Linked DNA regions of Homo sapiens: region 1 is linked to region 2. The links are chromatin loops, found by intact Hi-C in ENCODE. Cell type or tissue: upper lobe of right lung. All regions are shown on one strand. Each heading gives the region's core, and the rest is flanking DNA. Links, peaks and the distances in the headings are about the cores only. Region 1 has its middle 260 kb from the start of LINC02852. Region 2 overlaps NR2F2-AS1 (NR2F2 antisense RNA 1).

Region 1 (8,341 bases), core at 204-8,203, 1.5 Mb before region 2:
AGCCCATTCAGCCACACTGGGAGAGAAACCACTCAACTACCGGGGGTGGGAGACCACCCTTATGTCCATTCTCTGCTGAGAGCTGTTCCGTCACTGGATAAAATTATTCTCTGCCCTTCTCACCCTTCAATTGACAGCATATCCTCATTCTTCTTGGATGTGGGACAAGAGCTTGAGAACTGCGAAACACAGGTACAAGATATAACACAAGCAAGCTGGGGCTCAGCAGCAGTCTGAGCTGCTGTGCCAGCCAGACTTGGCCCAGGCGAGCTGAATAGACGGGGTGCTCCCTGCTGCAAGCCTGGCAAAGGAGCCAAGAAAAATCCTGCATCATAGCCACGTTGCCAAGAAACATTCCTCCCATGGTGACTCAGGAAACCAGGCTCCTTCCTTCTTGGTGCTTTTTGGTCTCTTAGGGCTTGAGGTCTTTGGTGTCTAGCCTGTGTGAAAGGATAAAGAAAGAGGAGTCACTCCCACACCCTAAAGATTCCAGCCCAGGGGTAACACACACTATTTCTGTGGATGCAAAGAAGACTGGAAAATATTGACCCAGTCTGGGCAGCTGCCTTCCAAGGATGATAACTCATTGTGGAAAAGGAGCTACAAAGCAGTCTCTGTCACATAGCGCTGTGGCCCATTGGTTTCCTTGACGCTGTTTCACTTTTTTCTACTCCCCCTTCCACTTGCTCATTGCTCACACTCCTTCATGACTTGGGTTTGTCCTGATTCTTCAGGTGCCTAACTCTGCCTCTCAGTGCCCTCTAAATTTTTTGAGTGTCTACTCTCAATTCTTTGACTCTTCTCTATTTTCCAATTTGAATTTCAGAAGGAGAATCTGATTGTTCTATTTGTCATCTTTTTATCCATGATAGGCTACTCTTTGGAACTGGTGTCTAAATGTCTGGTGTCCACCTTTAGTCTAATTAACTGTGCTTTTATTCATGGAGAGGTGGGAGGGTGGTACTTGAAGTTTTTCTTGGAAAGGACTGTGGCCATCAAGGTTTTACTTGTCTATTATGTTTTCTTTTTATAGTTCTCCCCCGACACACACTTATCACACATCAGATGCAGTGTAATAGAATACTAAATCCTTGTCATAGACTAAAAAGAGACAACATTCCAAGAAATGTTAAGGAAGCACTTAACCATGTGGATTTCTTTATTGGATTCCTGAAGCTTCTAATTTCTTAAGCTCCACCAATGATTTCACTTACAGATGACAACTAACATTCTTTTCTCCATGTACAGATTTAGCATTTTAGTTTGGGGAATATGATTCCTTTCTTTAGTCTTCAGCCACTTCAGGAAGAATATATCCAAGTTGGAAGAAGAAATTCTGATTTATTGTGGTTTCTTTAAAAAGAAGGAATCATGGCCAGACGCGGTGGCTCACGCCTGTAATCCCAGCACTCTGGGAGACCAGGGTGGGCGAATCGCCTGAGGTCAGGAGTTCCAGACCAGCCTGGCCAACATGGCGAAACTCTGTCTCTACTAAAAATACAAAAATTAGCTAGGTATGGTGGCAAGCGCCTGTAATCCCAGCGACTCAGAAGTCTGAGGCAGGAGAATCACTTGAACCCAGGAAGTGGAGGTTGCAGTGATCTGAGATCATGCCACTGCACTCCAGCCTGGGCAACAGAGTGAGACTCCTTCCCCACCCAAAAAAAAAAAAGAAGGAATCATAGCATCATAGCATTCAACTTGTCTGTGAAATACATTACTGCACATTATGGTTATAATTAGAAGCTTAGTTATTTTGAAATGTCTTATTGATAGGTACCATTGATTGAATGTGTTCTTTCTGTTGGGCAGTGCTTATTGTTTTCAGTCGTCACAATTTTCCCAGATAAATGTTTTAATCTCTTTGTTCAAATGAAGAGGTAGTAGTGGTTCAAAGGGATGGTTTTACTTGGTCTAAGACACACAGCTAAATACAGACCCTAAAAGTTAAATTTATGTCTGCCTCAAACTCCTGTTTCTACTATATATTCGTAGCCTCTCAGTTTGGATATCTTACACTATCTTGCTATTTCCCAAGTATTTACTCCAAATAAAGAACAGAATACAATATAAAGTCAACCAATATTCCCTAAGCAAGAGATGCAGTAGCAGCAGTTTCACAAAGACTATCTCATTTATTCCTTTAATAATCCTGGGCAGGAAATTATTAGCAGTCCCATTTTATAGCTAAGAAAACTGAGGCTCTGAGGATTAAGTAACTTGCTTGGGCCACAATCTGTAAGTGGCACTATCAGGACTTGAATAGTGATCTGGCACTAATTCTGGAGCTCTTCCTACCTCCAATTTTTTATTAGTTAATAAAAATAATTCAGAGAGACAATAAGTGCCTTGCATTAGCATACCACAGTCATAACCCCTCAGGTAGTGCTCCATATATGTAATGAACAAATTAATGGATTTACCTCCTACATCTGATTGTGAACTAAAATTGTCACTAATTTTTTTTTCCTGCCTTTCCTTCCTGTTTTCCCTTTGATTTGTGATACACATAACTGGAAAGCCTGTTAAAAGATAATTTTCAAAAAACGATAAAATCATGACTCTCATACAGATACAAATATGAAGACATATTAAAGAATGTCTGTTACTGCTATAATACGAAGGAAAGAGGCAGATATCATAACCAGTTCAAAGGAAAAGTCAAAAGAACATAAATGTATATGGAATATACATAAATGTATAAAAGAATGTTGAGATGAATTGTAAATGGAGACGAAACTTTTCCACCAGGGAGGTGGTGGTGTTCGGTTAACTATATCCTAGAAAGGACACTGCTATCAGTTACCTATAATTTACAGAGTTACCAAATAGCTCAAAGACGGTGAACAAACAGGGCTAGAACTGGGCAGCCAGACAGGTGTGCTATAGATGATGAATATTTTTCCATTGAGACATTTGTATTTTAAAAGGCCCTTACTGTAGTAGAGAAGCTCATTTAGAGTATTACATGCAGTAGATGATAGACAGGTTGTTTGAAATAAACATAATAGGACTAGTCCAATATATAATAGATGTATGAATGAATGGGATGTTCTTTTCTATGCTATTTCCGTATTCTGTGTAAATGATCAGTAACGAACATCCTTGTAGAGCTGGCAAACACACAGAAGCAGCCAACATAGAGAGAATGGGCTTGAAATGCTGCTACCCTGAAGAAAAAAAAATACACATATATCAGCTCATCCTGGTTCCGGCCTGGGGCATGGGTGGGGGGTAAAGGATTAGAGTCCCTTGGTCCTGGTCTGCCATACATAAAGAGTCTCAAATTTATACTGAAAACGTCAGTGACCTCCAAATGAGGTTACACGGTCTCAGCTATACACTCAACGGAATGAAGAAAGAAAAAACACATCACGCAACTTTCAACATGTGTCTCATTTCCAACCACAATTGCTTGGAATTTAAAGCTGGCATTTTTAAAAATCCTGCTAGTAAATAGCAAAATTATATTTATGTGTGTCCCTCGTGTATGTATATTAAGCACATTAATTTGTACAACATGACACTTCTTGCTTCCACATTTCATTTTTCTTTTTGTAACTTATTAACCAGGAGGCTCATAAACGCAAGTGGCCTTGACTCTCCCAGAACTGAGAGGACCTGCCCTGGCCCGAAGCCAAAGGCATTTTCCCCAGCAAATAGCTGGACTTAGGATCCGTTTAACAAAGCTCCTTTAAAAGTCCTTTGGAGTGCGCCGGCCGGTGACACCCAAGAGGCGACCCCTCCGCCCTTCCGCTTTTGGAGGGTGGGCGGCCGGGGGTGGGGGTCACAGTGGCCAGCGTCCCCGGAGGGCGCCGGCTTCCAGGTGCGGGTGGGGCTGCGCGCCCCGCCGGGCCCGGAGAACTTTCACTGGGCGTCCGCGGCGCGCAGACAATGGGCCGGGGAAGCGCCTTATCGCGGCGCGCAGGCCTTCCCCGAGCGCGGCGGGAGGCGGCGGCGCTTCCGCGGGCCCAGGGCCGCCAGTCCCCCGTCCCCCGGTCGCCCGCCGCCCCCTGGCCAGGCCCCGCCGCCGCCGCCCGCTGCTTCCTCCCGCTCTTCCTCCCTGCGACCTCGCGGCCTCCTGGCGAGGCGCGGCCGGCGGAAAAGCTTGGTGGGGTGGCCGCGGCAGCGACACGCGCGGCCGGCCCCGGGAAAACAAAGGGGGGATGTGTGTGGCCAAGAGTCCGGAAATGGGGCGCCGGTGGGGGCCGGGGCGGCGCAGCTCTGCCTCCTGGAGCCTATTGTTTGCCGGGTGCACATGCACACGCGCTTAACAAGAAATTAACACATCCTGCCGCCGCTTATCTATCCATCGATGGCCAAACAGACGGCGCAGTCACTTTGCACGGAGAGGGCTTTTAATGTAATGACCAGGCCGGAGAAGAATATCTCAAGCCCTTCGTAGAAGTTCCTCTTTGTTTCCGTACGGCCCTTGATACCATTTGTGATTCTCAAGCTACTATGACAGCTTCTTAAAAAATGTATTACTTTTTTTTGGTAGGGGGCGTCTTTGAATTTCTTAAAAGGGGGCATTCTGAAGATCCCTTGCCTAACAGATTTTTTTTTCGTCTTTTTGGTACTAATTCTAAAATGATGTAGTTTTATAGTGTGCCAGGCACTATTCTAAGAGTTTCAACTGTATGAACTCTTTACGCTCCTTAACAACCCTGTGAGTTCCGTGGTATTTTTATCTTCATTTTCTAGATGAGGAAAGGAGGACATAAAAGAAACCACGCTGGTAGAGAGGTAGTAAATGAGGCAGCCCAGATCAGAATCCTGGCTTGCCAGCTTGAGTCCATACTCTGAAATGAGGCCTTCCAACTTATTTTTTCACCTCTGGGTTGCCATGATTTGGGTTTTAATTTAATTTTTTTTTGATCACTGAAGTGCAGGACGTTTGTCTAGCCCTTGCTGTTCCTGAACGGGTTATCTAGGGAAGCTTGTAACCGAGCCGAATTTCATAGATCAGAGGAGCAAATGACTTCATTACGCATATGCTTTGCTGTATTAATGACTGTCTGCACGATTTAGGATTTAGGCTGTCTCTGGGTTTTTGATGAAGGGCTGTGGAATTGAAGTGGAATTTGTCGTTTCTATGAAAGGGACATGTTGTCATGTCTATGGCAAGTATTCAAGCAAAATGAGCACCAATAAATTTGAAACCGATTAATCAACCTGGACAATAAGCCAGAATTTCCATTTTCTGGAAATTTTCATCCAAGTTGGGTGAATGTGGCCTAAATTACCCTTTAATGAATGATTGGGTCTCTTTTGTGTAAAGCTGGGCCCTGTGTGCTGTTCTAGAGAAATGCCAACCCAATCTCCTACATTATTCAAACCCCCCGCCCCCCAACCCCAGCAGGTGAGGTCACCCCAGTTAACTCATGCTGAATTCTCAGTAAGGTCCAAATGCTCTTTGGGGACAGAGGATGCACGGATGAATAAGACACTCTTCGTACCTAAAGCAGTAACTCACTGAAAGACAATGACCAATAACTAAAATTCGATTTGATAAGTGCTATATAATATGGGGGAAGAATACACATGAGAAATCTCATATGTGTACTTTCACCTTGGGGTCAGATTACTACAGAGAGGTTCAAATGTTGGCTGGGCGTGGTGGCTCATGCCTGTAATACCAGCACTTTGGGAGGCCGAGGTGGGTGGATCATTTGAAGTCAGGAGTTCCACACCAGGCTGGCCAACATGGTGAAACCACATTTCTACAAAACATACAAAAATTAGCCAGGTTGTTGTGGCGTGTGCCTGTGATCCTAGCATCCGGTGGAGGCTGAGGCATGAGAATCACTTGAACCCGGGAGGTGGAGGTTTCAGTGAGCCGAGATCCCACCACTGCACTCCAGCCTGGGCAACAGAGTGAGACTCTGTCTCAAAAAGAAAAAAAAAAAAGGAGAGGTTTAAATGCTTCGAAACACTCTTGTCTTTTACAAAGGAGCTAAGAAATCATTTGTTTAACAAATGTTTATTGAACCCCATTTTTGTGGCAGGTACTGTTTTATTTTCTTTTCTCCCCCGAGACGGAGTCTTGTTCTGTTGCCCAGGCTGGAGTGCAGTGGCGTGATCTCAGCTCACTCTGTCTCCCGGGTTCAAGTGATTCTCCTGCCTCAGCCTCCTAAGTAGGCTGGGATTACAGGCGCCCACCACCACACCAGTGTACTACCCAGTGTACTCTTCTACTCTTGCTTACAGTAGAGGAGACATCTGTCTTGCATGTAGGATAATTCCATCCCTTCCCACCACCCACCCCAAAGATCCACTTGATGACATCTTGGACACTCAAAGCCATCTTAAATTCTACATGCCTAAAATGTACCTCGTAACTATCCCTCCTACATCTGATTATCCTGCATTTTTCCCACTCTCAGGAATGACCTTGCCTTTCATCTGGATGTACTCACAAGCATGGTGGAAGGCAAGGAGGAGCAAGTCACACCTTACATAGATGGCAGCAGACAAAGAGAGAACTCGTGTAGGGAAACTCCCATTTTTAAAACCACCAGATCTCATGAGACTTATTCACCAACATGAGAACAGCATGGGAAAGACCTGCCCCCATGATTCAATTACCTTGCACCGGGTCTTTCCCACAACACATAGGAATTCAAGATGAGATTTAGGTGGGGAAATAGTCAAATCGTATCACCCATGTTTCAGGGAAGTAATAAAAGGAAAGAGCTGTTGTAAAAGTATAAGGAATGGAGTCCAAGGAAGTAAGAAACAGTCAAAGTCAAAGTGGTTACACTTGAAATGGAGAAAGATCATGTGTAATGGTTAGAGAGAACATGGCTAAATTAGTAAGCCAGTGATGGCTTGGGCCAGGGATGGTCAATGACGGGAGTGAATGAAGTGAAGTAGAAAGGAGGTCATTGGAGATGAACAGCTTACGATGTTGAGTGCTCAGACTCTTGGATAGTCTTCCACACACAGACTGGATTAACTCAAGATGACAGCAGGACTGGCAATGAAAAGGAAGACTGCCAGTCATGTGCTGTTATTTTTGAAGACAGGGAGTGGCGAACAGGTCTCTCAGTGGCAGCAGCAAATAGGGAGGAATGCGGCATAAGGAAAAGGCAGGATATTCAAGAAAGGGGGGCGTAAGGCAGATGAATGATAAGTTGAAAACATTTTATCTCTTCTGCTGCCCTCTTCCTGCCTCCACCAGATTCTGTCCCTGAGAAAATCAATAACATATGTAAATATTTGCATCTTTGAAGTATTTCAGGAAAAATTTTTCGTCATCATTTTTTGAATTTCAAGTTTTATTTTAGCTACAAGGAGGACATGTGAAGGTTTGTTACATGGGTATATCGCACCCAGGTAGTGAGCCTAGTACCCATTAGGTAGCTTTTCAACCCCCCTCCCACCTCTAGTATTCCATAGTGTCTATTTTCCCCATGTTTATGTCCATGTGTGCACAATGATTAGCTCTCACTTGTAAGTGAGAATGTTCAGTATTTGATTTTCTGTTCTTGCATTAATTCTCTTAGGAATATGGCCTCCAGCTCCATCCATGTTGCTGCAGAGGACATGAGTTCATTTTTTTTTTTTTTTTTTTTTTGACGGAGTCTTGCTCTGTCACCTGGGCTGGAGTGCAGTGATGCGATCTCGGCTCACTGCAAGCTCCACCTCCCAGGTTCACGCCATTCTCCTGCCTCAGCCTCCTGAGTAGCTGGGACTACAGGCACCCACCACCACGCCCAGCTAATTTTTTCTACTTTTCATAGAGACAGGGTTTCACCGTGTTAGCCAGGAGAGTTTTGATCTCTTGACCTCGGGATCCACCCACCTTGGCCTCCCAAAAGTGCTGGGATTACAGGTGTGAGCCACTGCACCTGGCCGAGTTCATTCTTTTTTATGGCTGAGTAGTAATATATCACATCTTCTTTATCCAATCCACCATTTATAGGCACCTAGATTGATTCTATGTCTTTGCTATTGTGAAAAGCATGGTGATGAACGTATGAGTGCATGTGTCTTTTTGGTATAATGATCTATTTTCCTTTATGTGTACACCCAGTAATGGGATTGCTGTGTCCGATGGTGGCTCTGTTTTAATTTCCTTAAGAAATCTCCAAACTGCTTTTCACAGTAGATAAACTAATTTACATTCCCACCAGCATTGCACAAGTGTTCCCTTTTCTCTGTAGCCTCATCAACTCTGTTGTATTTTGACTTTTTAATAATAGCCATTCTGACTGGTATGAGATGGTATCTCATTGTGGTTTTGATTTCCTTTTTTCTGATGATTAGTGATGTTGAACATGTCTTTATATATTTGGTGGTCACTTGTATGTCTTCTTTTGAGATGTGTCTGTTCATA
Region 2 (8,341 bases), core at 146-8,145:
AAAATCAGCTAATCTTAGCAAGATGGTAAATTTAAGCGATTCTGTAATCTAACGTAGTCCTAAATCATGTTTTAAAATATGATCAAACAGTAGAGACTGGGAAAAGACAGAAACTTTAAAAATAACTCAAAATAGAAAAGTTGAACATTTCTTTAAGAGGCTTTTCTGTTTCTAAATTAAAGCATGAATAGTATCTGAAAAATAGCAGCAAAGTTTGTGCTGGCATATTCCACTTAATAGCAACAACAAATTTCACTTAATGTGTTCTACTACTGGACCATATAAAACAGTATGAAACATCAGATTTTTGTTGGTCAGATATTCTGGATGTCATCCTAGAGAACAAGCCAGCTATGGACTCAGCCATACACAGGCACTAACATTCATGGAACATATGACTCTGCACACACACACACACACACACACACACACACATATATACACGAAATCTGACCAGGCTCTGCTCTGGATCCTTGATAACTCTGGCATATTGTAAGCCCTGGAAAGAATTTTAATCTACATGGTTTGAAAATAGGGGCCTTTTAAATATGCCGCATACGATTTGTGATGGTCATCTCTAAAATGCGCCTCCATTATCCTTTTCCATTTTGAATGAATGAGGCTAATTAATTTCAGGCCATACTTGATGAGGTCAGCACCATACGAGGGGTGCGTGCTAGACATTGCTAATCTCTTTCAGCTGAGAGTGATGAATTAAAGATGAAGCATGCCTTTGCAGGCCTAATTTAGAATGTATATCAAAAAACCTACAGCAAATAATACTATACCCTACAACAAAGGAAAACTTGTTCTCTCAGGCTCCCTGAGTTGTGTTGATTTTAAAGACATTTTCAGTCATCTCTGGAATTCCAGCTGTGGATGGGTGAACCATATCAAGAAAATCAAGCCATCTCTCACACATGGCCATGTGGACAAGAAGTGGGATTAAAGGAAAGAAAGAAAACAAAAACAAAATACAACAATCTGGGTTTGATCACTTGTGTATTAAAATTCCACCTACACATTAGGCTTTTTTTTCAGAGCTACCAGACTAACAAAGATCCCAAATTAGCAATACCTGTATTCAAGCAATGACCACCCAGCTCTGCTGGGACATTTCACAGCAATGTGCTAAATGGGGCAGCCTTGTTTTTAAAGCAGATATCCTAATGAGGCTTATTAGGTTTTTCCACGTCTCTATTTTGAAAGCCAATAGAGATTGACCAGGTAGATAATGTGATACCTTTTATTATGCCAAGAAAGAAATTGTAATACAGATGCCTCGAGGCCAAAATGTTCTTATGAAAGTTAATGCTAAGCCAGCTTCTGAGTTGGGAAAAGGGAGGTACTTGCTGATCTGAACTCTGAAGAGAAGAATGAATTAGTCATAATTTCTCAAAGATGACTATTACCTATTACAAGTCCCTAAGGGTGGCAAGGAAGGTGGTTTTGCCCAGAGACTGGGGAACATAGCTTGCAAAAAGTGTTTTCAGCCTATCTAGCAAGAGAAATCCTGACAGTTTATTCTAATGCATTGGAATTTCCAACTAACTGGTGGCACAATGGCTTCTGACTTTCTATCCCAGTAGCCCTCATTAGAACAAAGCTGCTTCGAATTAGGTCCAATCTGCATGCTGAATCAATCTTTCATCCCTTTGATTGCTTCTGAAAATATTTATATTTCTTAATAATGCACATTTTGTCTTGCAACTTCTGATTAAATCCAGACGGAGGTTCCAAAACAGGCAAGGGATATGAAAGGGTGATTTGGGACAGGAAAACAAAAATTAAAAATACAGGTTTTTCCCATTGGGGGACCATTAGAGAATATAAATCTAGCAATTTGGGTGATGGAGGCATCAGAGGAGCATTGTAATAAATACAGATCGGAGTGTTATTGTGACTTAATGGAGATGACAGAATATTCTTATTATTGTGTGATTCTTCATCGCAGCCTCCACTATGTAACTGGTGAGTTTAATAGGTTTTATGAAAAACTATTGTGAGAGAGACCTAGAAAAATTTCATATTACAGCCAATAATAACCCAATAAAAGTATCACATCATAAAATAGGGAAATGGTTATGATAGGGACATGATCAGATAATCTAAAGTATCTTTTGTTGAGCAAGGAGCATAGCGTAAGGAAGATGCTTTCAGGAGGTGAGGATTCCTGGTTTGGGGGCCAAGAGAAAGGGGTCCAGTTTCAACTGCATCACCAACCAGCTCAATGACCCTAAGTAAGTCCCCTAACCTTTACAGACCTGTTTTGTTTTTTTTCTTTTACTTGGAAAATAATGGAGGTAAGGATTTTCTTGCAAGTTTTAAATTCTATGGTTTTCTAAAGAACCATCGTTGTTTTAAGTATTCAGTGCTCTCTGGAGTCAAGAAAAAGAAAAAGGAGACTTCCTCTAATGCTGAGTGTCCTCAAGACAGTCTCCAAGAAGCGGGAGCCATGCCCTCTCACAGTGCACTGTGTCACGCGCCCCTACTCACCTCTGCATAGGTGGCTGTTGCTTCTCTGTTCCTCTTTTTTCCTCTTGGGCACCATAAGGGAGAGAAGCACACAAGTGCAATGTCCGTAGATCCATTTGACCCAACCGACTCATTTTCGAGATGAGGAAAGTAAAGGGCATAAAGGTTGAGGTCACCTACTTAGTAACTGGTAAAGCTAGAATTTAAGCCAAGGTCTCCTTATTTCCAGACCAGTGCCTATTCTGCCATGACACACTGCTGCAGAGTCTAAGGAATTTTATATTCTGAAAAGAAGTGGGGTTTCTTGTGACCCTTCAATACAATTTAAGACTTCTTGTAATTGGAAACAGGAACATAGGATAGGGCAGCAGCTTTGAATTCTGACTTCCTGGATTGGAATAATATGCCTCCACCTTACTAACAATGTGAATTTCAGGCAGGTCCTTAAACTCTGTTAAGTCTCATCCTGTTTGGTTTTCATTTTTTTTCTCTTGGATAATAGAAATAATAGCAGTAGTTACCGCAGAGAGCTGTATAGAGATTAAATAAAATAACATAAATAAATGCTTACCATAGTTCTGGTATACAGTAAATGTTAGCTGCTATTAGTATCATCATCCTCCTCTTTATTTACATAATGATGAGTGAAAAAATCCTGAAAGGAACCCAGGAGAAATAGGTTCAAATTCTGACTGTGCTCCTATTGGCTCCATGACCTCAGTTTACTCATCAGCAAAATGGGAATGCAAAATCTCTTCTTGTACAGGACTTTAGTAAAAATCAAATGAATCATGCATATGACCACATTTTTTAAACAGGTAGAGCCCTATAACAACACAATTGTTGATGGTTTTATCAAAACATAATTATCCCTAGGTTGGAAAGCCTCTGGATGCTCAGAGTTGGTTAATAAATAATAAAATGAGATCATGCCCCTGCTTTGCTTCTCAAATAAATCAACTTAAAAAAGAGATACCTAAAATACCATTAAATCACAAAAGAATAAATGCATGTCCCCAAGTATCACTGCCATCTGTTGAATTCAATTTTACTGTTCTCTACTTAAACTTGCATTTCTCTCAGAATTTGATCTTACCGGAGCATTAGAGGACTATTAGGTCACAGGGTTTAGAACAGTAAACTCACTCTCTTCTTTGCCTTCCAACTAAGAGAGAGAAAGATCTAAAAGTTAAAACACACACACACACACACACAAACATTTTATGAAATGTTAAATGATGACCTCCAAGAAGCCTTCATACCCTCTCTGAAATACTGCCAACCTTTGCAATTGACCAGCTGCTTATTGTGTATAAACTTAAAAATATATTCATTATTGAGATATAATTTTGTTTAAGCTAAAGAAGCATCAGGGGATGGGGAATTGTTTTGTACATGGGATTATTAAAGAATTGGGGCCTAAAAGTGTATGTCTATTTTAAAAAGAAATTTTCTGATTGCAGATAACTTCTCAATTTGATTTAGTGTCGAACGATAGTGATAGGGTTGATAAGTGAGCATTCATCGGTAATTCATCTTGTGCTGGTAGAAATTTACAGCAAAGCAGTGCTTTCCCAACAGTGACAAGCCCTATTAATCTTCTTCAGACACATTTCAATAGGTGTTCCCATCTGTGGCCAACATCTAAACACTCTGGCAACACTGGCGACTTGAAGACACCTTCATTTCAAGTTACACTAGTGAAAATGTGATACTAGATTGTACTCTATTTTTTAACCTAATTCTCTCTCTTCATTCAATTAGCCTTTCTTGCCTGGATTTTTCTGCTCATGTGTAACGTCATTTCCCAGGGAGAGCACTCAAAGATTTGGTTTCTTAGAGATGCACAATCTCCCCCAAGGTTAGCAACCAATAACTTTTTTTACAAATTAAAATTGCATAGATTCCAGTTCTGACAGTCATTGGCCTCTGATCCTGCATGTCCTTAGAAAGTAGAACCTGTTCGAATAAAGCCCACCTGTGCATCGAGAAGGCTGAGGAAAAGGGGAAGGCTATAGAATCCATTTGTGTTCATATTCAAAATGCACTTTACTATTCTGAACTATAATGTAAATTTCAGTGTGAGGGAATGCTGGGAAAAGGAGAGACAATTAGAAGAGGGTGGTGGAAAAGAAGCCCGTAATTCGAAATATGTTTGCCCAATATATTCAGTGCATAGGATGAAATGTCTCTCCTGTCCTTTTGCATCCATTGGAGGACCTCCTGTTAGAGCGGGAAATTAAATAATCACTTTAGCAATAGATTATTTCACTTAAATTGGCTTTATTCTACCAGCAACATGCTCTGGCTGGCTGCAAGCTCAGACTAGGTAAAAAATGTGGAGGGGTTGTTTGATTTTGGATTGCACCTAAGTGCTTTTTCTGTGACATTTTCAACCTCATAATGGGTTTGGTCTTGCAAAAAAATTGGATTTGAACAGCATTTTTCAAGTGCACTTTAGAAATCTTTCAAAAGAGAAAATTCTCTGACACATTCTTATTCAGGAAAGGTTAGATACATCTGTATAATGGATGGACTTTTTTTTAACTTCACTGAACATTTTTGTCATATGTGATCTGAATATATATGTATATATATATATACACACACACACATATGTTGGGGAGAGTGTGTACACATGCATGTGTGCCCCTATGTGTTACTGGTTTGTATGTGAATATACTTACATATAATAATATAAGCATTCTCAAAAAATGTCTCCCTTCTTCCCACAAACTGTTTTTCACAATGATCATTTGAGTTTGTTGTAGAGCTCAGTAACCTTATTGTAGGTGGCAAGTTTAAATGTGCCATATTAATAACTTGTTATCCAAGACAAATTAAGTTCTTATATGTCAAAAGCACTCGGCACTGGATTATCTACAAGACAAGTATTTATTGAATAAATGTTGAGTCCAATTTCATTTTAATGTGACTGACTGTATGTTTCAGCCTCTTAGGCAGAGATAAAAAACACTCAGACCTATAACTGTGTTGCAACATTACACCTAACTTGTCTATTTCTATTATTGTCTCTTAACTTAGAATATGGAAAGAAGGCTTTTTTTTTTTTTTTTGGTTGTTGTTGTTGTTCTGAAGAGCAAAGAGAAAGATAGAAAAACGGCTGGCATTCAGCCTAAAGAGAAATCATTGAAACAAATTAATCCTATGCTGTTTAAATTGACATGGTAATCCATCATCAGAGAAGGCAAACTCTGAAAGCAATCTAGAATCTGCCCTGCTCTTTCACTGGCCCTGGAGGCACAAAGACAGATAGTAAAGGAAGGAGGGGGGAAATCATAAAAGTTAGAAATGCCTGAGAAAAGAATAAAATTGGTGGTATCAGCTCTCACTGTCCTGCCTCTGCAAACCTCCTTTGGAAAGGAGAGGTTAACTCTCAACAGTTGCTGTCCCAACTTTCCCTCTAAGTGGTAGGTCTCTGGAGCTGAGCTCTAGTCTGCCTCCTTCTCTAGGCTGCCAGGCTGCTCACCTCAGTCTAACCATTGCCTGCCGTGTTTAAAAAGTTGACCAGCCAGGAGCTTGGCAGGACCCACAGAAACAGTTCAGTTTGCACAGAAACTTTCCCAACATGGTAAGGGGCTCCATTTATGGGGTTTAGGATTTGGGTTTCTTTTTATTTTGTTTTGTTGTTGTTTGGGGTCTTTTGGTGGGAGAGAGTGAGAGGGAGACTTTTTCTTCATTTTTTTTCCCTCCTATCTTATTTTGTACTTGACGAAAAAGCATGTTATTGTAATTTTTAAAAGAAAACTTTTGTAACGTCCATAAAAACTTAGGCAAGACATCATGCCCTGTCACTTGTCTGTCTTTTATTTTGGAGGCTTATTTTTCAAATCTCTCTGCGCTTCAAAAATCCTGCAATGTTAAAATTTGCTTTTAAATTCAAAAAGTATATAAAACTGTAAAACTGAAGTGTCCCATCTTAGAAGATAGTTAAGGTTTTAAAAATAAAAAAATTTTAAAAACTTATTAAGAGCTCCACTGTTCAAACACACTGAATCCTAAGAATTGTTTTTTCTCTTGAGCTTAATTTATGTAATGTTTATGTGTTTTGTTTTTTAGGGGAGGAGACATTTTACAGAACATACCTTTCTCATTATTGCCTGGACATACCAATTTGAACACAAAAGTGAATATTATTTTTTCAATTTAATAATGCATTCGACTATAAAGGCGAGACAATTTGAAAATATTTTTAACTTCAAAAATTCACTCTGTTAACAATAGACAGTATGTGAAGACAAAAACCCAAATATCTTTGTACCAAAAGCAAAAAGGCAGAAGGATATGAATGTAAACCCTACCCAACAACTGCCCTATTTTAATTTATCTAGGATAGTGTTTCTTCTAGTTTATTTTAAAAACCTTAGCATGCTACTGAAACTTCAGAATAAACATCACACCTCTTTTCTATAATTAGAATTTTTATTCACTGATTTTAAAAAGGGAGTGAATAATTCTTGTATACTGACTAATGCTTTTTAAAATACGTAAGCATAAAAGACAAATTAAAGGCATTTCCAGGGTAAATAGGAAAGGAGGGTTAAAGACTCATATTAAATATTCATTCATCCACAGCCATGTCAGTTGCAATTTTAAGAGTTGTTAGGAAAGAAGAACAGGTTTAGTTGTTTGTTTTTAATAGAACCTGGGGGGTTGAAATAGTAGCTCTTCAATAACTGAACATTCAAATTGCAATTCCTGAAAAAGATTTGATACTTTTGAATTTGTTTTCAATTTATATACAGTGTAGACTTTAGCAAAATAGTATCTAATTTTAAAAGCCATTAAATTAACCAAAATCACATGTAAGAAAATCAATGAGTAAATAGGCATAAGTCTTTATCACTCAGAGGAGGCTAAGAAGAAAAGTATCTTTAAAATCCTCACTACTTAAATATCACAATAGTAGCATCTTTTTAATTACTTGGTAATGTGGCAACAAAGTATATGCAAAGAAATTGCAACATACCTTTAGAAGTAAATAAGTTATTAACATACATTCTACACAGAAATAGGCTTCCCCAATTTTGCTATCTTCTTCTCCCTGACGGTGATGTGATGTGGTTCTGCCAAGAAATAACCAATGTGACATTTTTCACTGAATTCAATATTCCCTTCCTTTAATGTTCTCAGTTTTGCTTTAAACTATTTAAAGTGACTTCCTCTCAATCCATTTACCTCAGTCAAGTACATAGAAATCTCCTAGATAAGGTTGATTAATTTATTATGAATTATAATAGATGGATAGGAAAAGTATCTTTCTCTACCTTGTATTCAAACTAAAAAGAAAAGTATAAATTTTATTTAAACAATACACTTTGTAAATTCTCAAGCTAATACATCCTATGGTCAAGAAGCTGAATATGAAGTTAAACAGTCTTCTCTTAATTTTACACAGAAGTTCTTTATTTATTTTTAAGATGCACCTTCAACTTTTCAAGAAATCAGCCTTTTAAGAGGAGAAATGAGGTTGTAATTAATTTGTGCATGTTTCCCTATTATGACAGTATGTCTGTCTCTGTCCACCTACTTACTCCTTTATATTGAAACTGTCCCCCCCCCAAAAAAAACCTTATAAAAACCAATAGAATGGAAATCGCTCCTTAAACTATTTTTCTCCAACTGCAATTCACCTTGAGTTTGTGTTTTAAGAAAATTAAATTAGATCCCTTTTGTTGTTCTGCTTGTATTTTCTTTGAGTACTACTGATGCAGCTAATTAACCATATTAATTTATCTGGGTATTTGCCTTACTAACACCTTCACATTTAAATGACTGGCACTTGATATCATTTGATTAATGCTTTTTTTTACATACCAAAAATTAACTGTCATTTAAAAGATTT

What was found. A loop is a pair of places that touch in the nucleus more often than their neighbours do. Peaks named below come from ENCODE experiments on the same cell type or tissue, not always from the same donor. Only the 100,000 strongest peaks of a DNase experiment are listed, where the experiment ranks them.
Region 1: a loop joins it to region 2, with 7 times the contacts of the local background. A loop is called at or near these places in 4 of 110 quality-filtered maps.

Annotation. Positions count from the first base shown.
Region 1 is chr15:94,841,060-94,849,400 of GRCh38, forward strand. No RefSeq gene overlaps it. Among named protein-coding and RNA genes, the nearest start is that of LINC02852, 260 kb to the left of the region's middle. In upper lobe of right lung, for the core only: a CTCF peak has its summit at 4,171; DNase peaks (open chromatin) are centred at 3,652 and 4,122; H3K4me3 peaks cover 1,055 bases; H3K27ac peaks cover 1,609 bases.
Region 2 is chr15:96,311,452-96,319,792 of GRCh38, forward strand. The region is part of intron 1 of NR2F2-AS1 (NR2F2 antisense RNA 1); the gene reads right to left. Among named protein-coding and RNA genes, the nearest start is that of NR2F2-AS1, 11 kb to the right of the region's middle. In upper lobe of right lung, for the core only: no CTCF peak of the experiment used is centred there; no DNase peak of the experiment used is centred there; H3K4me3 peaks cover 1,962 bases; H3K27ac peaks cover 2,759 bases; H3K27me3 peaks cover 483 bases.